4 separate regions of the Homo sapiens genome follow, and all the other regions are linked to region 1. Evidence: chromatin loops called from intact Hi-C (ENCODE). Cell type or tissue: heart right ventricle. All regions are shown on one strand. Links, peaks and the distances in the headings refer to the core of each region. The heading gives the core; the rest is flanking DNA.

The links. Hi-C counts contacts between places; a loop is a spot of excess contacts. Peaks named below come from ENCODE experiments on the same cell type or tissue, not always from the same donor. Only the 100,000 strongest peaks of a DNase experiment are listed, where the experiment ranks them.
Region 2: it touches region 1 in a loop (2.5-fold over the local background); 6 of 110 quality-filtered maps call a loop at or near these places.
Region 3: it touches region 1 in a loop (1.9-fold over the local background); 3 of 110 quality-filtered maps call a loop at or near these places.
Region 4: a loop joins it to region 1, with 3 times the contacts of the local background. A loop is called at or near these places in 7 of 110 quality-filtered maps.

The regions. Positions count from the first base shown.
Region 1 is chrX:115,446,169-115,454,433 of GRCh38, reverse strand. LOC124905206 (a long non-coding RNA gene) reads left to right here. Exons shown (of 2, transcript XR_007068305.1): 2 at 1-4,293. Among named protein-coding and RNA genes, the nearest start is that of PLS3, 110 kb to the left of the region's middle. In heart right ventricle, for the core only: no CTCF peak of the experiment used is centred there; a DNase peak (open chromatin) is centred at 4,423.
Region 2 is chrX:115,647,051-115,655,315 of GRCh38, reverse strand. PLS3 (plastin 3) reads right to left here. Exons shown (of 16, transcript NM_005032.7): 14 at 7,643-7,766; 15 at 7,299-7,423; 16 at 4,455-5,887. The coding sequence ends at 5,755. Among named protein-coding and RNA genes, the nearest start is that of PLS3-AS1, 88 kb to the right of the region's middle. In heart right ventricle, for the core only: a CTCF peak has its summit at 4,217 (motif pointing left); no DNase peak of the experiment used is centred there; H3K27ac peaks cover 2,661 bases.
Region 3 is chrX:115,360,536-115,368,800 of GRCh38, reverse strand. LOC107985681 (a long non-coding RNA gene) reads right to left here. Exons shown (of 3, transcript XR_001755944.2): 2 at 1,075-1,215. Among named protein-coding and RNA genes, the nearest start is that of LUZP4, 75 kb to the right of the region's middle. In heart right ventricle, for the core only: no CTCF peak of the experiment used is centred there; no DNase peak of the experiment used is centred there.
Region 4 is chrX:115,640,644-115,645,928 of GRCh38, reverse strand. It overlaps PLS3 (plastin 3), which reads right to left. Exons shown (of 16, transcript NM_005032.7): 10 at 2,421-2,616; 11 at 830-908. Among named protein-coding and RNA genes, the nearest start is that of PLS3-AS1, 81 kb to the right of the region's middle. In heart right ventricle, for the core only: a CTCF peak has its summit at 2,796 (motif pointing right); no DNase peak of the experiment used is centred there; H3K27ac peaks cover 2,258 bases.

The DNA of each region.
Region 1 (8,265 bases), core at 1,688-6,687:
CCAGGCCTTGGCTATGGGCTCAGGACCTCCTTGTATGTGACTTTGGCCAGTCAAGGGGACTCTGTGCTAGTCTTTTTCATCTAAAATGGGAAGCAAGAAGGAGGGTTTTTGCTTGTTTGTTTGTTTTGTTGTTTTGAGATGGAATTTTGCTCTTGTTGCCCAGGCTGGAGTGCAATGGCACAATCTCGGCTCACCGCAACCTCCACCTCCTGGGTTCAAGCGATTCTCCCGCTTCAACCTCCCGAGTAGCTGAGATTACAGGCATGCGCCACCACGCCTGGCTAATTTTGTATTTTTAGTAGAGATGGGGTTTCACTATATTGGCCAGGCTGGTCTGGTCTCGAACTCCTGACCTCATGATCTGCCAGCCTCGGCCTCCCAAAGTGCTGGGATTACAGGTGTGAGCCACCACACCTGGCTGAGGGAGGCATGTTTTAAGGCTTGAATGAAATAGAAGTTAATCTGCAAAGTTAAAAAACTAAAAATCCATAATGTATTTTGATAAAAATTTACTTCCTAGCTTTTTTTTTTTTTTTCTTGAGACTAGGTCTCACCGTATCACCCAGGCTGGAGTGATGGGATCATGGCTCACTGCAGACCTCAAACTCCTGGGCTCAAGGAATCCTTCTACCTTAGCCTCCTGAGTAGCAGTGTCAACAGGCATGTACCACCACCTCCGGCTAAGTTGTTTTATTCTTTTTTAGATACAAACTCTCCCTTTGTTGCTCAGTCTGGTCTCGAACTCCTGGCTTCAAGCAATCCTTCTGCCTCAGTCTCCCCAATTGCTAGGATTACAGGCTTGAGCCATCTCACCGGCCCTAACCTTTTTAAAAAATGTGTTTTTGGGAAACTTTTCACCCATTGAAAATCAGCAATCTTCATTTTTTGTTTTCTGAAAGAACACCTTTATGAATATTTTTATGGGTTGTCAAACAAATATACTTAGTAGACTAATTTATGGCAGAATTCGAGAAACAGGGCAGCCCAAGCTATGAAATTGCACCCTGTGTTATTTGGGAGGCTTGTGTGCTTGAGTTGCCAAACTAAGCTGCACAACTGTTCTAAGCTCTTGACTGCATTGGCTTTTGCGTGACCATTTTCCTTCTTGCTCCACGTTGATTTTAGACATCTTTGAAAAATTATCATTTTCAGATGTTTGGACAAAGAGGAAAATTGTTGCCTTGGCTCCAATATCAATTCCTTTCATAACACTAAATATGCCATTGCTACTAGAGTTTTGGTTCTCCGTTTCTCCCTGAGGACATTGGTATTAAGAAGAGATTTGGCTCAAGCTACCTGATCATACCTATCTTGTATATAGTTGCTAATACAATATGATTAGCAAGACTTGGGTATAATGTTACAGTGGTGTGGTAACAGAATTCTGATTTATTCTACAGGCCCTTTGGCCATTTTGTTATTTTCCCCATTCACGTCTATTTTTTGTATTTCTAAGAAAAAGAATGTTACGGTTAGGTTATAACTATGTGGCACCACCACAATTATCATTTTCTATTCAATTTAAAATTTTGACTGTCATAAAATGCAAGCTTTACTGAATTAGAATCATTCTGGATTGTCTTGTTCCTTAGGACAACGTAATAGCCAGACCTACAAGTTCTGAGTCTGGTTATTAATGTAATTCAACCAGTCAGGCAGTGATCCAGTCCATTGTTCAGCCACTGAACCCCAACAAAAAGCTAATTTCATCAGTTATATCAATCTTGTCTAAAGATTTATAACTTGAGTAGCATTATTTCAGCAGACTCATTTTCCATAGGGCATCTGGAAAATGAAGATACTATAGAAAACGAAAATAAAAGTAGGGAAAAGAAGGATGATCATTAGATGTGTTCACCATGTTTCCTTCCAGTTCTGTTTTTATCATATGACTACACAATTTGTTCAAGTCCAGATAAATTATTGCTTCCCACAGGTCATCATTCCTTCCACTCATGTCAAAACTATTCATCATCATCTCCAAAGTGTGTTTTGACTTATGCTGTGCTTTGTAAAGGATACACCCAAGGTTGGAGGTGAAATATGTGTCAGAGACTAGGAGTACAAAAATTAGATGTTTGGCTTTGTTCATGGATACTCCCCAAGTTTGATCATGTACTTTCATGCTTCTGACCATATGCAGTCTGTTCCTTTTGTATAAAACACCCAATGATTCCCTTGCACAGCTGGTTAATTTTTCAAAGTCCTTTGAGAAGCAAACCAGTGTCACTTCTTCCAGAATGTCTTTCTTGACTTTAACCCACTGGTAATAATTTATTCAATAACAACTCTCATTTTTTTAGCAATTTCCATGGGCCAGAAAATGTACTGTTTTGAAGTTATTATCCTTCCTGACTATCCCTAAATCAGTATTTAATTATCACAACTACATTAGGAAGCAGATACTACCCCAACTTCCCAAAGAGGAAACTGCTGTTTAAAGAGATTAAGTAACTTTCTTAAGGCCACACAGCCAGTACATGGTAGAGGCAAGATTTGAACCTGACTTCTGTAGTCTATGTTCTAAGCCACTAGAGCATATGGTTTGGCTCTGTATCCCCACCCAAATCTCATCTCAAATTGTAATCCCCACTTGTCAAGAAAGGGAGGTGATTGGATTGTGGGGGTGGTTTCTCGCATGTTGTTCTCATGATAGTGAGTGAATTCTCAAGAGATCTGGTTGTTTGATAAGTGTGAGGCTCTTCTTCCTTCGTGCACTGGCTCTCTCTCTCTCTCTATCTCACCTGCCGACAAATAAAACATGCCTGCTTCCCCTTCCACCTTGATTGTAAGTTTCCTGAGGCCTCCCCAGCCATGCAGAACTGAGTCAATTAAACCTCTTTTCTTTATAAATTACCCAGTCTCAGGGAAGTTCTTTATATCCGTGTGAAAACAGACTAATACAAGTATTGTTTCCCAAAGAGCAGCACGTGAACCACTGCAGCTATGAGATAATTTTCAATGGACATGTTTACATGAATAATTTTCTATTATTTCTTCTTTTTTTTGCAAAACATTCAGAAAATAAGAAAACAAATAAATTCTCAGCATTTTGCCGAATTTTCTTTGTATTTTTATTTTGAAGAAAATAAACATTACATATAGAGTTAGAGACCTCTTTGTGGCTCTCCGAGATCTCATTCCTTTCCAATCCTCCTCAGAGGTAATCATTATCCTAAATTTAGTGTTTATCATTCCACTTCAAGTTTTTAAATGACTACTAAGTACGTATTTATCAATATACAATATGTAGTATTGTTTTACTTGTCTTCAAACTTTATGTAAATATCATACCACATGTGTTATTCTGCAGCTTGTTTCATTCACTCAACATTTAGTTATCGATATTTATTTATTTGATACACTTGGCCTCTGTTCATGCATTTCAAATGCTGAACATCATTTCATTGCATCAAAATGTCACTAGTTTATTTATACATTCTCCTTTTGACTGACATATATATTACTTCCAATGTTTGATATTATAAATAATGCTGCACTTAGCATTCTGTTGCATGTCTTCTTGTGCACATGTGCTAGATTTCTTCCAGGTACAAAGAAGCAGAATTGTAGATATACATTATATGTATCTTCAACCTTACAAAATATTACCAAATTGCTCTCTGAATGTGTCAATTTCCATTCCCACCAGCAGTTTATGAGAATTCCCTTTTCTCAAAATCTTTAACCAACTTCTTAAGTTTTCCAGTCTTCTGAGTGGGAAATGTTATTTTGTAGTTTTAAATTTGCATTTCCTGATATTAGTGATGTTAAAGGGGTTTATTAGAATAACGCCATGAAAGGGGTTTATTGGCCATTTGGATTTCTTCTTTTGTGAATTGCTCATTATCCCTATGAAAATTATTTATTTTTAAAATTTATATAGAGTAAAATTCACTATTTTTGGTACATGCTATGAGTATTTGACCAATGCATAGAGTTGTGTAATTATCACCACAGACAAGATATATGAAATAATATCCCTTTGTAGTCAACTCCTTTCTTTATGCACAATCCCTGGAAACTGCTGATTTCTTCTCCATCCCAATGGTTTTGTCTTATCCAAAATGTCATATAAATGGATTACACAGCATGTAGATTTTGGGTATCTGGTTTCTTTCACTTAGCATAATGTGTTTACGATTCCTCCATGTTGTTATGTATTTCAATAGATTGTTCTTTGTTGCTGAGTGGAATTCCATTGTATGGATGTACTACCATGTATTTGTTAATTTACCAGTTGAAGGGGTATTTTAGATTATGAATAAAGTTGCTATGAAATTTTGCATATAAGTTTTTGTGAGGCATATGTTTTCATTTCTCATGGGACTGCTGGGTCTGAGACTAGGTAATTTATAAAGAAAAGAATTTTATTTAGCTTGTTGTTCTGCATGCCAGGAAATTCGAGGACACGACCTTGGCTTCTGGCCAAGGCTACATGTTGCATCATAACATAGCAGAGAAGGTCAAGGGGAAGTGGACACATGCAAAGAGACAAAACCAACAGGCATCCTGGCTTTATAACAACCCACTCTCCTTGGAATTAATCCATTCCTGGATAATTAATCTAGTCTTGTGAGAGCAATAACTCATCCATTACCTCTAGAAGGGCACCAAGCCATTCATAATGGCTCTGCCCCCACGAACCAAATGCCTCCCACTAAGCCCCATCTACCAACACTGCCACATTCGGGATAAAATTTCAGTATGAATTTTGGTGAGGACAAACAAACCATATCCGATCCATAGAAGCTTGTGTAAATAATGATACGTAGTTTTCCTTTAATCTGTTAATATCGTAATTTATATAATTAGATTTCCCAATTTTGACCCATTCTTTCATTCTTGTGGAAAATGCTACCATGTTGAATTATATCAGGTTTTTATACACTGTTCAACTTCATATTCTTGTATTCTTTTTTTTTTTTTTTTTTTGAGACAGAAACTCACTCTGTCTCCCAGGCTGGAGTGCAGTGGCTCAAACAAGGCTCACTGCAGCCTCGACTTCCAGGGCTCAGGTGATTCTCCCACCTCAGCCTCCTGAGTAGCTCGGACTACAGGTGTGTGTCACCATGCCTGGCTAATTTTCATATTTTTTTGTGGGGATAGGGTTTCACTGTGTTGCTCAGGCTTGTCTTGAACTCCTAGGCTCAAGTAATCCGCCCACCTCAGTCTCCCACATTGCTAGGATTACAGGTGTGAGCCACCACACCTGGCTGATATTCTTGTGTTCTGTTTAGGATACTTTGCACTCATGTGCATATGAGAATTTGGTCTTATACTGTATATATTTCTTATACCAAAATCATCTGGATTCGGTATCCAAGTCGTATATAGGCCTCAGGGCATGAGCTGGGTACCCCCTCTCTTTCTAGTTTCTAAATTAGGTTCTATGAATAGTAACTATCTCTGCCTGATGGTTTTAGTAAAACTTGCATGTATATCTGCAAGGCCCTGGTATCTGTTTTGAGTATGGTAAGGGAGAAGACTTGTTCACATACTCAGTTTAATGATTACCAGTTTATTTAGGTTTTTTGTTTCTTCTTAATCAGCTTGGTTTAATAATTAATTAATTAATTTTAATCTTCACAACCTACTCCCATTTTTGTCTTCAACCTATAAATAATTATTTAAATGACATTTTATTTAACATTGAATATGTGTTTGATATGTATTCTTGTTTGTGTTACTGCCAAATATGTGGAGATTTTTATACACATGGGTTTTAATTTAGGAAAATGGTATTCTGTTACACATTGTATCTCATTCTGTGCCCTACTTTTCTACTCAGCAGTATGTTTTAAAGATCTATTTAAGGTGTGGTAAGTGATTCTAATGCATTGCTTCTAACTGCTGCATTAGAACTTCATGAAACATTTGTGTGTACCATATTTTACCTGTCCACTTTTCTAATGAGGAACTTTCTGGTTACCTTCATCTTCCTGATGCCATAAACAATTCTGACGTGAATGTTTTGTCTGTGTCTTCTTATTGGCCTTTGTGAGAATCTTTGGTTTCTATCCTTAGTGAAACTGTTGGCCATATTGGTAATTTGACTGTGTACAGATCAGTTGCTGTCTGTAATGGCTGCAACAGTCTACACTCCTGCCAACAGAACAGAACCTTTGTTCTATTACCACATGCCTACATTTGTCGTTTTATAGCTTTTAGAATTTTGCCAGTCTAATAAGTGTAAAATGATATGCACACTGTTTTAATTTTCATATATCTGATTTTCAGTGATTTTGAACACCTTATCATATTTCTGCTACCTTTTTGAGTTTATTCTCTAAATCGCTTGTTCATATTCTCTATCCATTTTTCTATTGGGTGTGCTAGTTTTATCTTTCTGATTTGCAAAATACCCTTGTATATTCTAGATATTAACTCCTTGTTTGTTTTTTGTTTTTTGAAATTTCAAAATTCTTATCAGCTTCCATAATTCTATCATGTAATAATTTTGTCAGAGATGTCCTTAGTTTAACAGAACTTTGATATTTTGAAGTTACCAACATAATCAATGTTTTCTTTTGCATTTGTGCAGTTAGTTAAGGTCCTGATTACATTTTTCTCCATACAGTGAGCTGGTTTATCAATCTTTTTCTTCCTTTGATTTGTTTTGCTATTATGTTCCATTTGTTCTATTTATTATTATTATTTAGAGACAAGGTCTCTCTATTTTGCCCAAACTGGATTTGAACTCCTGGGTCAAACAGTCCTCCCACCTCAGCCTCTCAAGTATCTGGGACTACAGACACATGCCACTATGCAGGGCTAGTCTATTATTCTTGAGGTAACTCCATCATTGCCTTTATAGGGTTAACTTAGCTATTCATAGACCTTTATTCATCGATATAAATTTTAGGCCAGCCACGGTGGCTCATACCTGTAACCCTAGCACTTTGGGAGGCTGAGACAGGTGGATCACCTGGGGTCAGGAATCCGAGACCAGCCTGACCAACATGGTGAAACCCCATCTCTGCTAAATACAAAAAGTTAGCTGGGCGTGGTGGCACATGCCTGTAATCCCAGCTACTTGGGAGGCTAAGGCAGGAGAATAGCTTGAACCTGGGAGGTGGAGGTTGCAGTGAGCCGAGGTCGTGCCACTGCACTCCAGCCTGGGCAACAAGATTGAAACTCCATCTCAAAAAAATATATATATACATATTATACATATATATAATATGTGTATATATATATATATTTTAAATAAAATTTATCAAGTTCCTCAAACAATTCAACTGGAATTTAGATTGGTATTGCATTAAATAGGTTAAATTGGTGAGAATATTTACAATAAGTTGTCCTATCCAAGAGTATGGACCATTTCTCCATTTATTTAAATAATATTTTATTCTTTTATTGGAATTTTTTCTCCATAAAGGCATTTGTTACTTTTGTCTTTATATTATTTGTAATTTCTTTTTGCTATTGTGACAGTTTCACATTTGCATGTCTCTTCTAGCATGTTATTACTGGTGTGAAGAAATGGAAGTTATTTTTGGAGATTGATATTTTATCTGGCAACCACTTTGAACTCTCATATTAATTATAATTCTGCAGTTTGTCTGCTGAATCTGTTGCTGATGGTTTTTAGGTAGATTATCATATTTTTATTGCAAGTAATTGCAGGGGTTTTTTTTGTTCGTTTTTTGTTTTTGCTTGTTTTTTTTTTTTTTTGAGATAGTTTCTCACTCTGTCGTCCAGGCTGGAGTGCAGTGGCGCAATCACAGCTCACTGTATTTTCAAACTCCTGGGCTCCAGGGATCCTTCCACCTCAGCCTTCTGAGTAGCTGGGACTATAGGCATGTGCCACCACACACAGCTAGTTAAAATTCTTTGTGTGTGTAGAGACAGGGTCTTGCTATGTTGCCCAGAGTTGCTAGTGTGGAACTCCTGGCCTCAACCAATCCTCCACCTCAGCCTCTCAAAGTGCTGGTTTTACAGGTGTAAGCCACTGCACCAGGCCCTTTCATTTTTTATTAATTATTTTTTTCTTTATATCATTGGCCATGGCTGACAGCAATAGGTTAAAAGTTAGCAGTGATAGATGGGAACTATGGTCTTGTTTCTGATCTCAAAGAGAATAAATCTAAAGTTTCTTCATTGTTTTAATACTTATTATAGTTTTTTAAAAATGTAACCTTTAACAAGTTAAAGAATTATCTTTCTGTTTCTCGTTTGCTAAAAAGTTTCCTCCTTCCTTCCTTCCTTTTTAGGGAATACAGAAAAATTAATATCTGTCCTTTATTGTCCACTTATGCT
Region 2 (8,265 bases), core at 1,991-6,990, 200 kb before region 1:
GAGAGTCAAGTGATCTAAATGAAAGTGAGGTACTTCACTTGAGGTGCTAAAATCTTGCTTAGTAATAGACTGTGATATGGTACATATGTATATACTAACACCTAGAGCAAGTCCTTAAAAAATAAGACATATTTGGCCGGACGAGGTAGCTCATGCCTGTAATCCCAGCACTTTGCAAGGCTAAGGCAGGAAGATTGCTTGAGCCCAGGAGTTAGAGACCAGCGTGGGCAACATGTCAAAACCTCGTTTCTACCAAAACAAACAAACAACAACAGCAACAAAACTAATTAGCTGAATGTGGTGGCATGAGCCTGTAGTCCTAGCTACTCGGGAGGCTGAGCGGGGAGGATCACTTGAGCTCGGGAGGAGGTTGAGACTGCAGTGGTGCCGTGATAGTGCCACTGCTCTCCAGCCTGGATGACAGAGCAAGACTGTCTCAAAAAATAAAAATAAAAAGAGAACTATATTCAAGAACACTATTGACATATCAAAATGGAATTTTAAAAAACGTTCAAGTGACTCATCAAAAGATAAGAGGCAGGGAACAGAAGGACAAAAAGTGGAGCAAGCAAACATAAACTAAATAATAAAATGGCACACTTATGCCTTAACATATCAATAATTACTTTCAAAGTAAATAATGTCTAACTATTAATAATTAAGGCCGGGTGCAGTGGCTAACAGCCGGGCATGGTGGCTCACACCTGTAATCTCAGCACTTTGGGAGGCTGGGGTCAGGAGTTCGAGACCAGCCTGCCCAACATGGTGAAACCCCATCTCTACTAAAAATACAAAAATTACCTGAGCGTGGTGGGCTGAGGCAGGAAAATCGCTTGAAGCTGGGAGGCGGAGGTTGCAGTCAGCCGAGATTACACCACTTCACTCCAGACTGGGCAACAGAGGAGACTCCATCTCAAAAAAAAAAAAAAAAAAAAAAAAAAGGAATGGCCGGGTGCAGTGGCTCATGCCTGTGAAATCCCAGCACTTTGGGAGGCTGAGGCGGGTGGACCACCTGAGGTCAGGAGTTCGAGACCAGCCTGGCCAACATGGTAAAACCCCATCTCCACTAAAAATACAAAATTAGCCGGGCATGGTGGCACATGCCTGTAATCTCAGCTACTCAGGAGGCTGAGGTGGGAGAATCACTTGAACCCAGGAGGCGGAGGTTGCAGTGAGCTGAGCTCGCGCCACTGCACTCCAGTCTGGGCGACAAGAGTAAAACTCCATCTCAAAACAAACAAACAAGCAAAAAATTAAAACACAGATAAAAACACATGACCCAACGATATGCAATCTACATGAAACTCACTTCAAGCATAATGAATGCAGCTCGAAAATAAAAGAATAGAAAATGACAATTATGTAAACATTAAAAAGCAGGAATGGCTAGGCTATATTAATATCACATAAAGTAGAATACAGAGCAAAGAAAATTACTGGGGACTAGGAGTGACATTATGTAATCAGAAAAAGATCAATTAGCTAAAAAGAAATGGTGACCCTAAATGTGTAAGCACCAAACAACACAGTCTCAAAATACATAAAAACTGAGCAGGGTGTGGCCGGACATGGTGGCTCATGCCTATAATCCCAGCACTTTGGGAGTCCAAGGCTGGTGGATCACCTGAGGTCAGGAGTTCGAGACCAGCCTGGCCAACATGGTGAAATTCTGTATCTACTAAAAATAGAAAAAAAAAAAATTAGCAGGGAGTGGTGGTGGGCACCTGTAATCACAGCTACTGAGAAGGCTGAGGCAGGAGAATTGCTTGAACCCGGAAAAGGCGGTTGCCGCAAGCCAACGCCATTGCACTCCAGCCTGGGCAACACAGTGAGACTCTGTCTCAACAACAACAACAAAAAACAAAATAAAACTGATATGGCTGAAAGGAGAAATAGATAATTCTGTATGGGTAGTTTATTGAGGTTAGTGGCTTTTTACGGTTGTCTTGGACAGATGCTACAACAACAACAACAAAAAAAGAGCAGAACACATTCAAAGAAAGCAGAAAGATGGAAATCATAAAGATAAAACCATACATCAATAAAATAGAAAAACAAAAACAAAGAAACAAAAAGCTAGTTCTTAAAAAAAGTAATGAAATTGATAAACTTCTAGCAAGACTGACAAAGGTTAAAAAGAGAGAAGACATAAATCACCACTGTGAGGAATCAAACTGAAGATATCATTACATATCCTGCAGCTATTAAAAAGATAATTAAGGAAATACTACGAAAACTTTATGGTCACAAATTCAGCAACATGGAAGAAGTGAACAAATTCCTCAAAATTCAAAAGCCACCCAAAACGCAATCAAGATTAAATAGATAATCTGAATAGCCCCATAACCATTAAAGAAATATCTCCAGGTTTGGACACTTTTACTGGAGACTTGCACCAAACATTTAAATAAAAATTAACGTCATTCTGAGCTTAGATGCAAAAATCCTCAATAAAATATTAGCAAATAAAATTCAACAATGAATAAGAATTATACACTGACCAAGTGGGATTTATTCAGGCATGCAAGGTTTGTTTAATCTTTGGAAACTAATCAATGTAATCCACCGTATCAATAGGGTAAAGAAGAAAATTTTATGATGATATAAATTGATGCAGAAAAAGCATTTGATAAAATCTACCCACCCATTCATGACAAAAATTTAAAAAATCAATCTCTCAGCATATTAGGATAGAGGGGGAATATCATCTTTATTTTCTTTAAGAGATGGAGTCTTGCAGCCCAGTTTAGGATGCAATGGTTCTATCACAACTCACTGCAGCCTTGATCAACTGAACTAAGTGATTCTCCTGCCTAAGCTTCCCAAGTAGCTGAGACCACAGGTATGCACCACCATGCTCAGCTAATTTTTTTTTTTTTCGAGATGGAGTTTAGCTCTTTCACCCAGGCTGGAATGCAGTGGCGCAATCTCGGCTCACATCAACTTCTGCCCGCAGTGTTCAAGTGATTCTCCTGCCTAAGCCTCCCGAGTAGCTGGTGGGACACATTATGGTGTCCACCACCATGCCTGGCTAATTTTTGTATTTTTGTAGAGATGGGGTTTCACTATGTTGCCCAGGCTGGTCTCAAACTCCTCACCTCAGGTGATCCACCCACCTTGGTCTCCCAAAGTGTTGGGATTACAAGCTTGAGCCACCGCACCCAGCCTCATGCTTAGCTAACTTTATTATACAGACGGAGTCTCCCCGTGTTGTCCAGGCTGGTCTCAAACTCCTGGCCTCAAGAAATCCTCCTACTTCAGCCTCCCAAAGTGCTGAAGTTACAGGTGTGTGGGGAAAAGATGGGGGATTCACCATGTTGGTAGAGATGGGGATTCACCGTGTTGCCCAGGCTGATCTTGAGCTCCTGAGCTCAGGCAGTCCACCTGCCTCAGCCTTCCAAATTGCTGGGATTACAGTTATGAGCTACCACGCCCAGCAGAATTCTGAATGTGTTGCTAATTTTGGTCCACATTCTTATTTGTTGAAATTAGTTTTTGGAGGAAAAAAATTGTGTGTCAGGTCCACTGCTTTATATGAACACTTAACTATCCCATGGTACACTCCTACAGGCTGTGGGCCCTGTATAGTGAACCACCCAAGAAATCAGCTCCTTTTTTGAAGAAAGGGCCACATGTAATATATCTTTCCTATCTTGTTAAAGAGGCACTTCAAGGCGTTAGGGCTTACAGAGAAGAACCTTTGTACTTCGACGAAGATGAACGTGAATGAGTATGGCAGATTCAAGGCATAAGACAGGTCTTAAGATGTAATTGTCCTTACTTCATCAGTTACCCTAGTATGTTTGCAGATTTGTCTTTTTTTCACTCATAAATCCTATTTTTATATTAAAAGAATCTATAATCTGAGACTGAACTCACTTTTTTAGTTATCTATATTTTGATCTTTTTTATTATACATATATATTTGCAAAAGTAGAGTTGTCAAATATATCCTTTTTTAATTTTATGTCTTTGGAATTCAGGTGATATTTAAAAAGGCCTTTCCATCTCTCAGATTATAAATGCAAAGTATTATATAGTATCTCTATGTAACCAAATCCTCAGTAGACTACACCTTATATTACTCATTCACACAAAGGCTTAAATGGGCACTGATTGTCCACAAGGGATGATTTTGCCACCCAGGAGACATTTGGTTATGTCTGGAGACAATTTTGGTCAACACCACCGGGCATGTGCTGACATCTAGTGGGTAGAGGCCGGTAATACTGCTAAACCTCCTACAATGCACAGGGTAGCCCCTTCTCCCCACCCCAACAGAGTTATCCAGCCAAAAATGTCATATATGGATGAGATTGAGAAGATCTACTATGAACCATTTCTCCTCTGTGACTGTTCAGATCCCCACTGTTTCAGGATATGTATATCATAGAACATTGAAAAGACTGAGGGAGGTGGAAAAGAAAGAAAAAAGCAGGAACTGGATAAAGAAATTTTGGTAAATTGGAGAAAACCTTTTTACTTCATTTGTACTGTCCTTAATTCAGTACCTCTAATTCAGCTCCCAAAACTCAAATTTAACAAACACCATTTTACAGAATACATCAGAAAAACAAAAAGAAAAAAATCCTGACAAACATTGGCATACTTCCTAAGAGACAAAAGCATGAAGAACAGACTAATTATTATGTAAATGCCTTTATTTGAACTACTACATTGCTACCAGATTACATCACTTTTCAGAGTTAGAGTAACATAATACCTTGGAAACTATAGCAAACAGCTTGACAAAGCAAGAGTACATTAATTCCTACATATATACTTTTATTTTTAGTGACCACATTTCTTTGTTTCAGGTGTAAAATTAAAAAATATATTGTACACTTAGCATACTTGGCCTACCAAATCCCGTCTAAGTTCTGAGCACACTCTCTCCTCAAAAGTATCATATTCAACAGCATTTTAAATTTAGAGAGAGAGTTTGATGATACAGGTTTTAAAACAAATAAGCATGTATTGAACCAAGTGATTTAAGACAAAATATTTCAATTGTTTACAGCTTGGGTATGAGAGGGAAGATGCAAATTTAAGGTACATTTTTCTTCTAGCTACGATGTATGTTTTACTTACTTGAAGACCCCTTAAAAAAAGTAGCAAAATCAGCAGTCTTGTTTAATATAATCAAAATATTCTTAAATGTACAAAAAAGGATCATGTAGAAAGAATACTGTAAAAAGATACTGATCTTAAGAATAAAAGAATAAGAAAAGCTTCTATTACATTCTGCACAGCCAGTTACTTCGGCAAATTTTCAGTACTACAAAGATAAGCAAAGGATACTCATATCCAAATACGCTCTGACCATAGTTCTCGAATAAGAACTAGCATACTGGATGGAAAGCAAAATTACTGTCTAATAATATTCATATCCCATCATCTAAGCAAGTCCCAAGAGAGGGACATTCTAAGAGGGCAAAAGATAACAGAGCAAGAAATAACATACAGCAATGGGAAATGTCAAGGGCAGCATTCTAGGAGGAGAGAGTAAAATGTTTTGGCTATGAGCACATTTCAGGCGTGCCTGACAAATTCAACTCTGACTATGGGAAAGAGGAGTTGTTTTTCTTAAACCCTTTCCCCTGAGGGCTCTCATGATAAGCTAGTCCTGTTAATCAAAATGAAAAGTCCTTTGAATGGCCAAGAGTTCCTTAAGCCATAAGCACTTCACCTGGAAATAGCTGACCTGCGAATCATGCACCTGGGAGCATGGCTGTTTTATTCAGATTGGTTATTTTACACTCTCTTCATTCCCCTGCCCATCAAACATGCAAACACAGTCATGACCATCTTGGGCTTTACTTCCACAAGGTCTTCAGGGAGAGCATACACTCTGGCTCCGATTCTTCTAGCCATTGACACTGCATACCTATTTTAGGGGGAAACAAAATCAGGATGAAATTCTTGTCAGTTAAGGACACCACGTAAGACATCTATTTCCTCATATATAATTATTATGCTGGGATGCAAAAATTCCATATTGATAGTTCCAATTAGAACAGTTTTGCTTTTTGTTTTCTTTTGATTTGGGTTTTGATTTCACTTTGAAGTTACAGTAGGTTTTTAAGCTCTATTATTTGGGGCTAATAATATTTATTCACTCTTTTTCTCCAATGTGAGGTGAGAATTAAGCTTGAAGCACCAACTTTATATATATAATTACCTAGGCTGTCTATACAATCCATGTTAATATTCTCATTGCACACATAATAACACACACTCAAGTCATCTTAGAGATATGAGGTGGAAAATCATGCTAGATGCAAAACCCAAGTTGTTAGGCAGATGCAATGAATACTTCCAAGTATTCATGAGAGGGGAGACAGTCTACGTGGTACGTGGACAGAGTGGCTGGACCAAAAACTAGAAAAGGTAGACGAAGGGACAGAAGAACTGAGATGTCCAGGTAGGGAAATTTTCAGGAACACATCTCAACTAATCCGTGAAGTATTTCTAGGTGTGTTGGAACCAGAATCTTTAAAGATAATTAAATCATCGAGTTTCTAGAAAAAGAGATTTCAAGAGTTCTTGATATATTGTGGATATTAGACCTTTGTCATATCTGCTAGAAATATTTTTCAAGGAAAAAAGAAATAATGTGCCTAACTCCAAAGTTTTGCAGGAATGCTTCTTAGCTGTTCGGTAATGCAGGACTGTGGATGGATTTTCAATGTCTAACTAGTAAGGTTTTCATGGGTCACCCATGAAGCCAGGTCACACTCTAGGCCTTTGGTGAAGAAGAAAATAGGCTGGTGGAAAAGACCTTCTGAATATTGTTGAAATGCAAGAAACTTTCAAGGCATAGTCTTCTGTGGAGGGCTAGCAAGCATTCTGTTAATATGGGAACTGATGAAGATAAATTCAATAAATGTAGTAAGAATGATCTATGTATAGTAAAAGAGACATAAGTGGATAATGCGTTTTTTAAAAAAAGAATGAGACAGACAGATGAACACCCTAAGCTCTTATTTTCCTTGTAAAGTTTTACCTGATTTGCATTAAAATACATGCTACATTATTTCTGTAATCCACTGAAGCAACAACCGACTAAGCACCTAGTAGGCCAAGCACAAGGCTAGGCTCTTATAATTTTTAAAAATTTAATCTTTATAAAATCTAAGGTAAGTATTATTGCCCCCAGTTTATTGATGAGGAATCTGAGGCTCCAAGAGGTTTCTCCCAAGGTGACACCACTCTTAAATGGCAGAACCTGAATTAGAATTCAGATCTGTCCAGCTACAAAGCTGCGTTCTTTTCATACTATTAGCAGTCTCCCTTACTTGGCATTATTGTGCTTGTCATCTTCTGTTAGATTGCCACTCTTCACAAGGTCATAGTTTATACAGCCTGGCTGGATGGCATCAATTAAATCCACAACTGCCAAACTGGAGCTGATCGTCTTGTCCTAGTGTGAAAGGAGAACAAATCTGAGAATTTTGATACATACAAATTAACATGTGCTTACTTATATCAAGTGCCAAAAACAAAGCCCAGTGAATTCGTAAAGAATTGTGCCATTAGCCCAACACTAATTCTCACTCACAAAGAAGCCAAAAGTTGCCTTCCCAAATGATAGATGTTATCCAGCAAACATAATATTTAATAGTCAAATATGGATTCTGACCTTAAAACTCTGAATGGAAGTTGATTTTCCAGCTTCACTCAACGTTCTGTTCACCCAGTTCACAATGATGTCGTCATTGGCTTTCTGACCATCTCCAAGATCTTCCAGGACATTGAGGGTATATCTAAGAGAGGCAGCAGAAGAAAACGTCACCATCTACTTTATGAGGAAAAATGCAAACATCAGAAAGATGCTTTATCTTCCACTTTTTATATTTCTTAAATTTTTCTTCTTTTTTTTGAGACGGAGTCTCGCTCTGTCGCCCAGGCTGGAGTGCAGTGGCGCAATCTCCTGCTCACTGCAAGCTCCGCCTCCCGGGTTCACACCATTCTCCTGCCTCAGCTTCCTGAGTAGCTGGGACTACAGGTGCCCACCACCACGCCCGGCTAATTTTTTATATTTTTAGTAGGGACAGGGTTTCACCGTGTAGCCAGGATGGTCTTGATCTCCTGACCTCGTGATCCACCCTCCTTGGCCTCCCAAAGTGCTGGTATTACAGGCGTGAGCCACCACTCCTGGCCCCTATATTCCTTAAATTTCAAGGACTAAAGATTTCATGGAAAGAGATTCACACTATGTGAAAAAAATATTTCAAGCAGTAGTGGCTTGCTACTGATCTACTC
Region 3 (8,265 bases), core at 1,818-6,817, 86 kb after region 1:
AGGATAATAGGGTAATATAGCCTGGTGGTAAAGACTTAGACATTCCTGGATTCCAATATTAGTTCTGACACTTACTAGGTATATGACCTTGGGCAAAACACTCCAAAACTCCCCAGTTTCCTCATCTGTAATATGGAAGATACCAGCCCCAAAGTGGTGACTTGATGATTATATAATTCACATGAATAAATTAGATTCATGTCAGACACATAGCGAGTGTTCAGAAAATCTTAACTTATTTTAACTGTTCTGACTTATTATTACTATGATTATTATCACTATTATTATAGAATTAGGAGGTTCTCAGCTTCAAATTTGGATTTGCACCTAATTCATTCTCACAGAAACAGAGATGTTATTAAGTATGCCTTTTTCCTTCATCGCACCTTTGAGCACACACATCCCTTTAGAGACCCTTTGGAGGTGTTCCATCTCTGACTCTCACAAATCGCCCTTCTTATTTCACTAAATTTTACTTATTTGGGGCATGAAGTAATTTACCATGTCTAGGCACTGCCTGGAGTCAACTAGTAAAGGGTTGGATTAGACGACCTCTCGGCTTCCTTCCATCCCTGAGAATCTATGATTCTATGAGTCAGTGTTTGGGGAAAAAAATGAAGGGCTGTTTAGTGATGAGTGACAGTTCTGTCCTAAAAGAACAAAGAACTTACTCACTGTGCCAGAAGCCATGTTGAAGATCACAGGATAATGAATTATAACTCTACTACCCTCTGGCAGGACAGGAAAGGAATCTCATAGACAAATTGCACTGGGAGACAGATTATGGATTAAAGTCTCCAATATTCATGACTTCCAACCAGTCAGCACATAAGACCATAACAAGTGCCAAAGGCCACTCCTGTATATTAAAAAAAATAATGGAAATATCCCCAAAGAGAAGCAAGGGAATGAAATTCTGGCCAAGACAGTATTTCTGAATCCTTCTCCTTTTCTGGAAATAGCTATGATAAACAGCTCATGAGACAATATAAGCCATCATCTGTAAACTTGTGGCTTTTGAGAAAAAAAACATAATGGTGGAATTTAAATTCTACCCTGTCTTTTTCCACTTACCAGCAACTGGGGGTTGCCCAGCAGGAGAAATGAGATCATTTCCCTCTGAGTGGCTAGCCGAGCTTGCCCACATTCATTCTTCTTCCCACGTTGTGTTTTAGCAGGCATCAACACGTCAGCAACTTCTGAAATGTGCCAGATCTGGGGAAGCAGGGCATTGTCACTACTGCACGAAAGAACTCCCCACCTCTGCAGTGGACCCACACCAGCCACATTTTCTCTTGTTTTCTCGTCAAATGGTGGTAGGAGGTCAAAGCGGACCCTCTGGTTTACTGCCTGACACACTGCTTGGCTAACCTTTGGAGCCTATAGTCCACCAGCCAGCCTTCCTGATGTCATTTGATACACTCCATTTCTTCTCTGCATTCTTTTCAAACACCCCTTTCCTTGATTCTGCTTCTCAGGTGGCTATGAGGCTAGAAAGGCTGGTGATCTATGGAAGGGAGAAGAGGGTGCTGTCCACCAAGCACCCTAAGACATGAAGTCATTATCATTGTGATACCAGAAATGCTACTCTAAACTTTTCAGCTTCTCAGACTTAATAAACAGTTGTCTCTTTTTAAAAATGAAAAGCATTTTCATTGTTTCATATATTACTTGTGTAACATAGGAATACATTCTCATCGTGAAAATTAACATGCCAAACTGTCTAGAGTTAATGGGAGTCTCCTTTCATTCTCACCCCTGCATCCCGATCTAAGTCTCTTTCCCAGAAGGAACTGCTGTCAACTCTTCCATATATAACCTTTCAGATCTTTTTATTCTTAGTTATATACATATTTGCACATAAACTGTATGCAACAAATACATAACTCTTGGAATCCTCATTAGAAGTCTACTTGATGTAACTGCTTTCCTCTACCACTTTATCTCACCCAGCTCCAGCAGTAAGCCATACAGCTGAGTTCAGGAGAAGGTGAATGAATGGTTGTACTAGTAGGCATGTGTCTGGATATCTATGTCAGGCTACAGTCCAAGACCAAAGACTATTGTTTCTGGATTATCCATTAAACATATTATCTGCTTCTTTCTTTCCAACAGTATATGCTAAGCTCTTCTGTGTCTTTTGCACTTAAGAACGAATGGAGAATCTGGAAATAGGTTTGCAGCACTGAGCCAATTAACTGGGGCAGTGTTCAGTACAGGCAGGTTGGACACACATTGATTTATTTTTAGTTGTAAGGGCCATTTGGGCCCTTCTGAGATTCAAAAGGAGGAGTGGTAGAGTTGAGTCTAGAATCCAGGTTTCTTTTTCTGAGAGAGAGGCTTGCTCTGTTTCCCAGGCTGGAGTGCAGTGGTGCAGTCATGGCTCACTGAAGCCTTGACCTCCTGGGCTTAAGCGATCCTCCCACCTCAGCCTCCCAAGTAGCTGGGACTACAGATGTGCACCAGCACGGCCGGCTAATTTTTGTATTTTTTCTAGAGACCGGGTCTCACCATGTTGCCCAGGCTGGTCTCAAACTCCTGGCCTCAAGCAATCCTCCCGCCTCAGCCTCCCAAAGTGCTCAGATTACAGGCGTGAGCCACCATGACCGGCTTAGAATCCAGGTTTCTTGAATCCCAGTTTATGTTGTTGCCATGTAACCACCTTGACCCACTTAAATTAGTTTTGTCTTCATCACAATATTAAGAGGAGCTTTCTATAATCTGAATGTGTCCCTGAAAATTCATGTGTTCAAGACTTCACCCTCAATGCAACAGTATTGCTAATTGGGTGGGGCCTTTTGGGAGCTGTTTATGTCTTGAGGGCTCTGCCCTCACGAATGGATTATAAAACATTATAAAATGACTCGACAGAGGGAGTTTGGTCCCCTTTTTGGCTCTTCTGTTTTTTCCACCATGTGAAGACACAGCGTTGCTCCCCGCTGGAGGATGCAGCAACAAGGCAACCTCTTGGAAGTGAAGATAAGGCCCTCACCAGACATGGAACCTGTCAGTGCCTTGATCTTAGACTCCCAGCCTCCAGTACTGTGAGAAATAAATTTCTGTTCTTTATAAATTATCCAGTCTGTGGTATTTTATTTTAGCAGTGTAAACGGACTAAGAGAGAGGGCAAGTAGAGGGAGATAAGGGTATTTAAGACCTAAATGGAAGGGAAAGACACCACCAAAAAAAGACAGAGTGGGAGGGCAGCCAGAGGCTTCTAATACTAGCTCCTTCAGAGTTCCACATGGGGCCAGCCTCACCCTCTGGACCACGTTCAGATTCTCACCTTAACATCTGAAGCCCTGCATCAACAGTTTGTCTAACCTATTCAACCCTTCTGGCTGATGACTTTAAATGTGTATCTCTTATCCCAGATAACTCTTGCCAGTCACCTGTCTCTAGTTACCGGATTTTTTTTTTTTTTTTTTGGTTGTCAACTCAAATCCAAAATCATCATCTTACCACCCTCCAAATGCACCCCCACCACAAAAAAAAAATTGAATTCTCTTAATAGCTATGTTTGAAAACTCTGGACCATAAATGAGATTTTTAAAATTTACCCCCCCCCAGTATCTGGCCAGACCCCAAGTTCTGTCCATTTTCCCACATGAAAAGTTTCTGTTATCTGCACTTCTTCTTCATCCTCGTTGCCATTGCTCTCATCCTGGTCCATATGACCTGGATTACTGCCACATCCTTCTCACTGGCTTCCCTGTCTCCATTCTCACTGCTCTCAAATCCAGCTCTGCTTATTCTCATCAGACACAGCTTCATTAGCCTCCCTTTTCTTTGTTGTTGTTCTCCAGCTAAAAAAATGTAAATGATTCTCTAGTTCTTGCCATATTTAATCTGTCAAGTCAAGTGGAAGAGGGTATCAGCTTACTCTGTGTTATTCTCAATGGCAGAACTAAAGCCAATAGGCAAAAGTTACAGAAGAGCTGAAGTTTACTTCAGCTGATCAAAGAAAATTCCTCTGAACAACAAGAGCTGTTGCACAAGGAAGCAGCCTGCTCAAATACTGAGCTTCCTGCCCTTGGGGAGATATATTATCAGGAGCTGGGAACTACCTGTCAAGATTGTTGTAAAAAGGATTCATATTTTTAGGAGGTAGGAAAACACTGATGACATTAAAGATGATGATAGCCAACCATTTTTGAACATTGGCTCCATGCCAGGCACTCTCCTTGCTGTTGTTAGTGTTACCTCATTTATTCTCATATCAACTCTGTAGTAGACACCCTTTTTATCCCCACTTTACAGTTGGGTCTACTATAGTGATTAAGTGCATAGACTCTGGAGTAAGACCACAGTTCAAGTTAGCTCTGCCACTTACTGGATGAATGAATTTAAACAAGATTCATAACCTATTTGACCTTAGTCTCCTCGTATTTACAATAGAGGGAATAACAGTACTTGCTTCACTGGCATGTTGTGAGGATTATGTTGTAAGATAACCTACGTAAAGCACTACTTGGCTCACAGTAAATATTCAATGATCATTATTAATCTTGTCTTCATTAGATTATATGTTACTTGGGGAAAGTGGCTCCATTTCTTCTATTTTCCTCATCTCAGCTGGCTCAAACTGGCCATGCAGTAAATCTTCCTTCAATATGTACTTATGATCAATGATGGTAGTGAATACTCCCCAAAGCTTCTCCATGAGACTTAATGCCTTGTTTCACCACCAATGATGTATTCCCATTGACCTTCTTTCTCAGTCAACCCAAGGTCAGGCCCTCCCTGCCTGCTTTGTGTGTGTGCATGAACTCCACTTACCATTTCATCAGTAAGTAGCCGATCATGATGATTTTTAAGGTTCAGAGTCCTTGTATTTTCTAATCACTAACCCCAGTTACTAAACAAATGAAAATACCTTTGCCGACAACCTTCCCAAACTGTGAACCAGACTTCCATTATACTAATATCCTGCCATACTGCATACCTTCCTTTCATATTGAACCTCATAAGTTCTGTTCACAGCTTATAGATCTCAAAACATTTCCTTAGTACAGCTCATCTTTTGCTTTGTTTGAGGAAGTTGCATGAAATAACCTGACAAAGAGATAACTGTCTATTGGGAAGCTCTTTTTTTTAGAGCCCTTTGATATCATTCTCATTTTGGTTTATAAGCTTTACATGAAAGGAGTGGGGAGGGGAGACTTTCCTTTTCAGCACGAATAAATTAGTAGCTGTCCTAGAGATTATGCTTCTGAAGCCAGGTGCCGCCACTTAGCTTAATGTTTCATGATGTGTCACCCAGCAAATTATGAGTTGTTTGAATTGATTTTCTCCAAACAGCTGAGCTACAGCAGCTTTTGTTCTATTGATGTTTGCTTCAATTTCTGAATGTGTATTGCTTCCAGACAGAAAAAAAAAAAAACATTGCATGTCTTATAAAGAAATGTCATTAACTCACAGAGCCTAGTCTATGATTAGAAGGTTTGAGGGGGGTATGCTTTTTTCATACAACGGAGCTACTCTTGATGGTTTAAACTCTTTTGCCAGTTCCTAACTCCTTTCTACGTCCTTTGAATATGCCATATCATTATCCTCACATCTGTAAAACCAGGTTGTATTGAGTTTCAAAATTAAGGATTTATTTTTTCATTCAATCATACCCATAATGACTGACCATTTACTCTGTGCCTCAGTTAAGCCTTTTGAGACATAGAAGCAGCATGGATACTGGATCTGGCTCTCAATGAGTTTCTAATCTTTCTGGGGATTCAGGATAAATATTTATGAAACAATTCAAGAGCACCATAGGCCATCACCATAGTACATTCTAATATATGTGCTATACTTAAACAAAAGCCCTCAAAATAACGATGGTCTTTAGGGGTTGCTCACCCTGCTGGGGAAAGGAGGAACTGAAGTGAAGTGAAGGGGGCTCTTTTCCTTCCCTAAGAGCACTGGGGCTGCTCTGGGCCAGCTAAGCCATCTGTCTCTCTGCCAGTGCTTGTTCATTTATGTGGTTAAGAGAAGCCACAGGCATTCTCATCTAGAAATTGCACATTAACCTTCACCCCCTCCTCCACCCTGTGTCCGGAATTGGTTCCTTTGGGTGGGTTCTTGGTCTCGCTGACTTCAAGAATGAAGCCGCGGACCCTCGTGGTGAGTGTTACAGTTCTTAAAGATAGTGTGTCCGGAGTTTGTTCCTTCAGATGTGTCCACAGTTTCTTCCTTCCAGTGGGTTCGTGGTCTCGCTGGACTTCAGGAGTGAAGCCGCAGACCTTCGCAGTGAGTGTTACAGCTCTTAAAGGTGACACGTCCGGAGTTGTTCATTCCTCCCAGTGGGTTCGTGGTCTCGCTGACTTCAGGGGTGAAGCCACAGACCTTCACAGTGAGTGTTACAGCTCCTAAAGGTAGTGCAGACCCAAACAGTGAGCAGCAGCAAGATTTACTGTGAAGAGAGAAAGAACGAAGCTTCCACAGCGTGGAAGGCGACCCAAGAGGGTTGCCAGCTGCTGGCTCGGGTTGCCAGCTTTTATTCCCTTATTTGGCCCCGCCCACATCCTGCTGATTGGCCCATTTTACAGAGTGCTGATTGGTCCGTTTTTACAGAGTGCTGATTGGTGCATTTACAAACCTTTAGCTAGACACAGAGTGCTGATTGCTGCGTTTTTACAGAGTGCTGATTGGTGCGTTTACAATCATTTAGCTAGACAGAAAAGTTCTCCAAGTTCTCCCACCCGACTCAGAAAGTCCAGCTGGCTTCACCTCTCAACCCCACATACAAACACACACATACACACACCTATATGGGCATTGGAGCTTATGAGTGTGCATTTTTCTTCTATTATTTCTTGACTTGTTTGGCCGATTCTCGATTGGAGTGTTAAGATTTGGGATTGGGTTTTGGGATAGAAAGAGAAGTAAGATGGCCTTTTGCCCTCCTTTTTATTGTATCGTTGCCTTTTTTTTTTTTTTTTTCAGGAAAAGGTAAGCTTTATGTCACAGCAATCTCAAAACGGAGCAGTCATTAGCACCATATCTACAAACTGGTAGAAAATAATAAACACTTCTACATACATATTTGATAATATATCAGAGGAAGTCACATCAATTCCTGTTATTCCTGCCACTCCTTGCTCAACATCCTTTCCTGTTTGAAGCTGAAAAGATAGACTTGAAGATGCTTATGCTTTTTACTCAAACATGCACCAATTTCAGGAAAGGGGGCATCTGGTGGCAATTATTTTAGGGGATCGGCTAAATTATTAAATGTCTTCATTAGTAAGACAGTTAATTTTGTAGCTTTCCTGATTTTTTTTCTCACATTTTTATTATTTTTATTTTTTATTTTTTTGTTTTTGAGAGAGAGTCTCACTCTGTCACCCAGGCTGGAGTGCAGTGGCACGGTCTCCACTCACTGCAACCTCTGCCTCCAAGGTTCAAACGATTGTCCTGCCTCAGCCTCCTGAGTAGCTGGGATTACAGGTGCCCGCCACCAAGCCCGGCTAATTTTTTGTATTTTTAGTAGAGATGGGGTTTCACCATGTTGGCTAGGCTTGTCTCGAACTCCTGACCTTGTGATCTGCCAGCCTCAGCCTCCCAAAGTGCTGGGATTACAGGCGTGAGCCACTGCACCCAGCGTTTTCTCACATTTTTAAACAGGCTGCAGAAGTTTCTCATGTCGAAAGTAATGTAGTTGATATATATAAAAAAATAAAGCGCTGCCTCCATTACTTAAGAGGCAGATACTTTCAATCACCATTCACAATAGCCAGTTGGAAGGATCAATCCACTGTTTTTGGAAACACTGGCTGGGTGGCTATCTATACACCAAGAAAGTGGGATGTCTGGGCAGCACATGCCAGTACGAGGTGCATTGGGCAGCCGAGCACTTGTTTTATTACTTGTTGGTCTATCTTAGTTCACAATATAGAGCTGCTAGAGTCTTCAGGTTGTCTTCCCCCTTGCCCTGAAACCACTCTGGCAGGAATGCCATGTCATCTCCAGGGCAGTCTGGTGATTTAAGCATTACTGGGTCCTCTGGTGAAATATCATTCAATGCCATATTAATAAATGCCAAATCCTCAACAGATAATGAATCTTAAGGGATGTAGGGAAGAAATATCAGTGAGGATTGGAATGAGTCAGCAAAGGCTGCTTGGAAGAGAAGATGAGGTTTTAAAGTGTCAATAGGATTTGGCTGGACAGAGAAGTTGGGCAGGGCAGTCTGCAGATCTACAAGAATGGGTCAATGTGTTTGGTAATGTCAAAATCCATACTTATTGCTAGGATACTAGAGACTTGGGA
Region 4 (5,285 bases), core at 283-5,282, 190 kb before region 1:
GAAAACAGAGCTAAGACCATCCCATTCATTTATAAGTATTTATTGAGAGCTTACTGTAAGCAAGGCACTGTTCTAGAGGCTGGGCCCACAGGACAAAAATCCCTGTCCTTGCATTAGAGTCAGAGAGATAGACAATAAACAAGTACATGGATAAACAAACAATACGGGGGGTATTGGTTTGTTGACAATAAACAAACAATTTTAGGGGTGTATGTAAGTGCTATTAAGAAAAAAAGGAACTAGGGTTAGGGGTTAGAGAGTAGCAGGTGGTAGTCAGGAAATCTTTGAATCAGTGACTGGAATACAGTAAGGATACGAGCCACTATATGCGAGCAAAGAACGTTCCAGGCTGAGAGAACAATGAACCAAAGTCCCTGAGTTGTTGTGGATGGTCTACTTAAAGGATTCCCTGGTCTCTGTTTCTTTCTTTTTTACCTTTCTTTTTTTTTCCCTCTTAGAGATAGGATCTCACTTTGTTGCCCAGGCTGGAGTACAGTGGCACAACCATAGCTCACTGAAGCCTCAAACTCCTGGGCTCAAGCAATGCCCCCACCTCAACCTCCCAAACAGCTGTTTCAAAATATAAAGTATTTGCTCCCTAGGGTACTATAAAGACATTTATATATTCTATCACTTACAGTTAACGATCATGTAAAGGAATACTTAAAGCTTTTGTGTATTTGGAAAATGATGATGGAAATCACCACTTGACATTTTCCAATATAAATAATAGCTACAAATTAATATCTAGAAAATCTTTAGAGCTGTCATTATTTAACATCCATTCATGACATTCGTAACTGTTTACAATAGCAGTAGGAAGGCTTACGCATAGAGATGGTTTACGTGAGGATTGACACCAAGAGAGTTCATCCAGTTACGGAAGGTTCTTTCTTCACGAGTTTCTCCTGTTAAGAATATTCACAAAATTTACTGATTCATTAAACACTTTATGTATGTGCATATAGTGCCAATACACATATTAGATTATTTTATCTCTCTATTCAGATCTAGAATTTTTCGATAATACGAGTTTCCAAGCATTCTTCTAAGTACATACATTCTCTCTAGGTACAGGCTTATTTTTAAAATTTGAATTTATTTTAAAATTAAAGAATACAACCTTATTCTAACCAGTTAAGCAATTTAGAGGTTTATGAACTTTTTATAGTCTCCTTCTCAAATCTTTCTCCAATATTTCCTCGAATCTGCATCCCTCAAAGTAACTGATGTTATCAGTTAAGTTACTGGTTTTATAGAAATATCAGTGGACACTCAATGAATTACTATTTGCATTATTTATTTATTTATTTATTTATTTATTTATTTTTGAGATGGAGGTTTGCTCTTGTTGCCTAAGCTGGAGTGCAATGGCACGATCTCAGCTCACTACAACCTCTGCCTCCCAGGTTCAAGGGATTCTCCTGCTTCAGCCTCCCGAGTATCTGGATTACAGGTGCGCACCACAATGCCTGCCTAATTTTTTGTATTTTTAGTGGAAACGGGGTTTCACCATGTTAGCCAGGCTGGTCTCGAACTCCTGACCTTAGGTGATCTGGCCACCTTGGCCTCCCAAAGTGCTGGGATTACAGTCGTGAGCCACCGCGCCTGGCTGCATTTCTTAATTTTTATAGACTACGCTTCACACATATATAATCTGGAAAAGGTAAACTCTGCCTTTCCAAAACTTAAAAAAAAATTAGTATATATTATCATTTGTTTCTTGAGGAGGTAAAGGTGAAAGGAGTTGGGGTTAGTTCCAGTTACATTGACTGTGGATGAATGAAACATAAATATATGCTAAATTTACAGGTCAAACTGAATGCATATGTGCACTTTTTCCTGGTGAGAGGATTAAAAAGTGGTCTAACCCTAAATATTAAAACTAAATACTGATTTACTAAGTGGCTTTACATTAAGCGACTCGACTACTTTTTATTTTTTTTATTTATTTTTTGAGATGGAGTCTTACTCTGTTGCCCAGGCTGGAGTGCAATAGCGCGATCTCGGCTCACTGTAACCTCCGTCTCCCAGATTCAAGTGATTCTCCTGCCTCAGCCTCCCGAGTAGCTGGGATTACAGGCATGTGCCACCACGCCCCAGCTAATTTTTTAATTTTTCGTAGAGACGGGGTTTCACCATGTTGGTCAGGCTGGTCTCAAACTACTGACCTCAGGTGATCCGCCCATGTCGGCCTCCCAAAGTGCTGGGATTACAGCTGTGAGCCACCGTGCCCGGCCTCGACTACTTTACTTTAAAAGTTCACTTGTATCGTACTTTCCTGCCAGTTTTTACTCAGCATCTGCCATCTACTTCTTGTAGATATAAAAAAACTTATTAAGTCTAGATTGTAAAATCATTGTGGCCTATGTATTTCTACTCTATAGTCCCACACATTCGAAATTGAGGTTTTTAGTTACCTTCTAATAGAGTCCAGTCAATATCCTGGTTCTCTGGCTTAGTTAGTGCTGGGTATTTATTAAACAGGTTAGCCACGAAAGCTAAGTTGAGTTTGGGGTTTCCACTGACAACATCAGCAGGGGTAACAAACTGTCTGCAACCTAATTTATCTGCTTGTTGAAGCATACTCTCAGCTCTCTTCAAATCATCTGTTTCCTGTTGAAACAAAATCGGAAGACTTTGTCAAAGGCCACACTAAAAATATAGAAAATTTCCCCACTGTCATAGTCTGGGTATACAGTTCTACTTTCTTTTAGCTAACATATGGTACTTATTATAAAATTGTTTTGAATGCAAAAAAAAAGGTTGGCCCTCTTGGAGATGCAGTACCTGTAATATACACTAGATGGCGCCAGATCACACAGCAAACTACTGAGTACATTTAACTAAATTGCATTAAGAAAGAAGTTACGTAAAAGGTTGGGGGAAACTCCCAGATTTTGTTTGAAAATCTGTAGAGAAAAATATACATTCACCATCTTCACTTTCTCTGGTTCCACTTTTCCTTTTTTCCTTCTCAATAGGAAAACAGCTTCAATTGTCCTTTTAAGCCACCTCAAGTTAAATATTCAGATATTTTCAGTAGAATTATGTTAAAATTTTTTTTCAAATGTACTTTATCTACAATGAATCTCAATTAATTATTAAATGTGAAAGGGTATTAACTGTAGTCCTACTTAAGTCTCCTTTAGAAAATGGTGTTCATTTTCTGTAAATTGTGGGTTCATTCTCTTCAACCTGGCTTATTTTATTTTATTTTGCTGATTTACTACTTTCTGCTTTGGAGTTTCTCCTTTTTTCTACTGGCTCTCAGCTGAACTTCACTGAGGCTTCTGGGTACTGTGCATTAAGTCAATGAGCTTCATGACAGAGTGGACTCCTTGGAACCCTGGAACCTCTGGGGCTGTGTTATGCAGCAGAAGGAACTAGAAAGGAGGGCACTGCTGGAGAGCGAGCTAGAGAGAGAGGAAGTTGTGCTGAGCTGTGGAAGTAGGCTTCCCTGGCTGAGGGAGAAGACAGACACCTTCATTCATGTCATGCTCAAATCCCAAGGGAAATGCTTGTGAACTGTTGCTTGAATTGAAGAGAAGCAGAGAATCTATTTCCACTGATTTCTTTTGAGCGTAGGGAGAATGGTGGAAGGCAAGACCAAGGATTAATCTCAGGGAATTGAAGGATTAAAAAAGTTAGGACGAAAGGAAGGGATTTTTTCCATTACAAAGACGAAGAGAAAAAAGTTAAATTGAAATAAAAAACAGGTAAAACTGTTCAGAGTTAAAATTAGGCCTTGGTTGGACGTGGTGGCTCACGCCTGTAATCCCAGCACTTTGGGAGGCCGAGGCAGAAGGATTGCTTGAGCCCAGGAGTTCGAAACCAGCCTGGCCAACATGGCGAAACCTCGTCTCTTAAAAAAAAAAAAAAAAAAAAAAGACCCTAAAGAAGGTGTAAAGCTGAAAAAGATGAAGGACACTGAAAACCATGAGAACAGCATGAGCAAAGGCACCTGGGTGGTGGTGGGAAGGAAGGTTGGGGTGGGGAACACAGACTTTTGGGGAAATAACACTGGCTAGATTTTAGAGCAAGATTTGTAGGGTGAGTGCCAAGCAGAACATTTCAGACTGAATTCTAGAGTCAACAGAAGAATCCTTGTCGGATTCTGAAGAGGGAAGAGACAAAAGAGTGTTTTAAGATCAATTGGAAAGGATTGACTAGAGAAGGGGTGTATCAGAATCGGTTAGCATACTGATGCCATTTACCCTGGTATCAGATCACATGGCTAGCCAACCCAGACAGCTCCCTTCTTGGACAAGATGGCCCCTCATCCCTACCAAGAGTGACCTGAGCTGAAGAGTTTTGCATTTAACATACAGACAGAAATATAAGCACACAAGTCAGTTACAAATTCAGTTCTGATAAGGGCAGCATAAAAATGGTTTAGCCACGTAAGGCACGGTGGCTCACACCTGTAATCCCAGCACTTTGGGAGGCCGAGGCGAGTGGATCACCTGAGGTCAGGAGTTCAAGACCAGCCTGGCCAACATGGTGAAACCCCATCTCTACTAAAAATATAAAACTAGCTGGGCATGGTGGTGGGCGCCTGTAATCGCAGCTACTCGGGAGGCTGAGGCAGGAGAATTGCTTGAACCCAGGAGATGGAGGTTGCAGTGAGCCGACACGGTGCCACTGCACTCCAGCCTCAGCAACAGAGTGAGACTCTGTCTCAAAAAAAAAAAAAAAAAAAAGAAAGAGAAGAAAAATGGTTTAGCCAATGTAATCCACTCCATCCTATGGCATAATAGGCTAGATATGTGGATTTTGTTAATTAGTAGCATGCATTCCATATCTAATGGGTACAAAAACCACAGATTCCTAGAAACTTGGGACTAAATAGTTCACTCTAACTCCTTACTTTATGGATGAACAAAGTGAAATCCAATTTTGAGAAGGAACTTGTCCAATGTCACTAAACAAATTAGTGACATAACCAGGGAACATGGTCTCTGAGAGTAATTCCCTAAATTAGATTTCATAGATTGGGAGTTTGTAAAACATAATCACATTACTCTCAACACAGGAATATGAATATATAGTCACTAAATCTATTACTGTGGTTATAATCCAAATACTTGGAAAAGGTTTTCATATAGTCACTAAATCTATTACTGTGGTTGTAATCCAAATACTTGGAAAAGGTTAGCTTCTAGTTACTTATTTCCCCATACTTGTTTTGAATATTTTATGCCATCCATATAAATCAATACCACAACAACGATGGAATTCACTAACAATCAAAATAAATCAAAGCTAGTTTTCTGGCCTCTGAA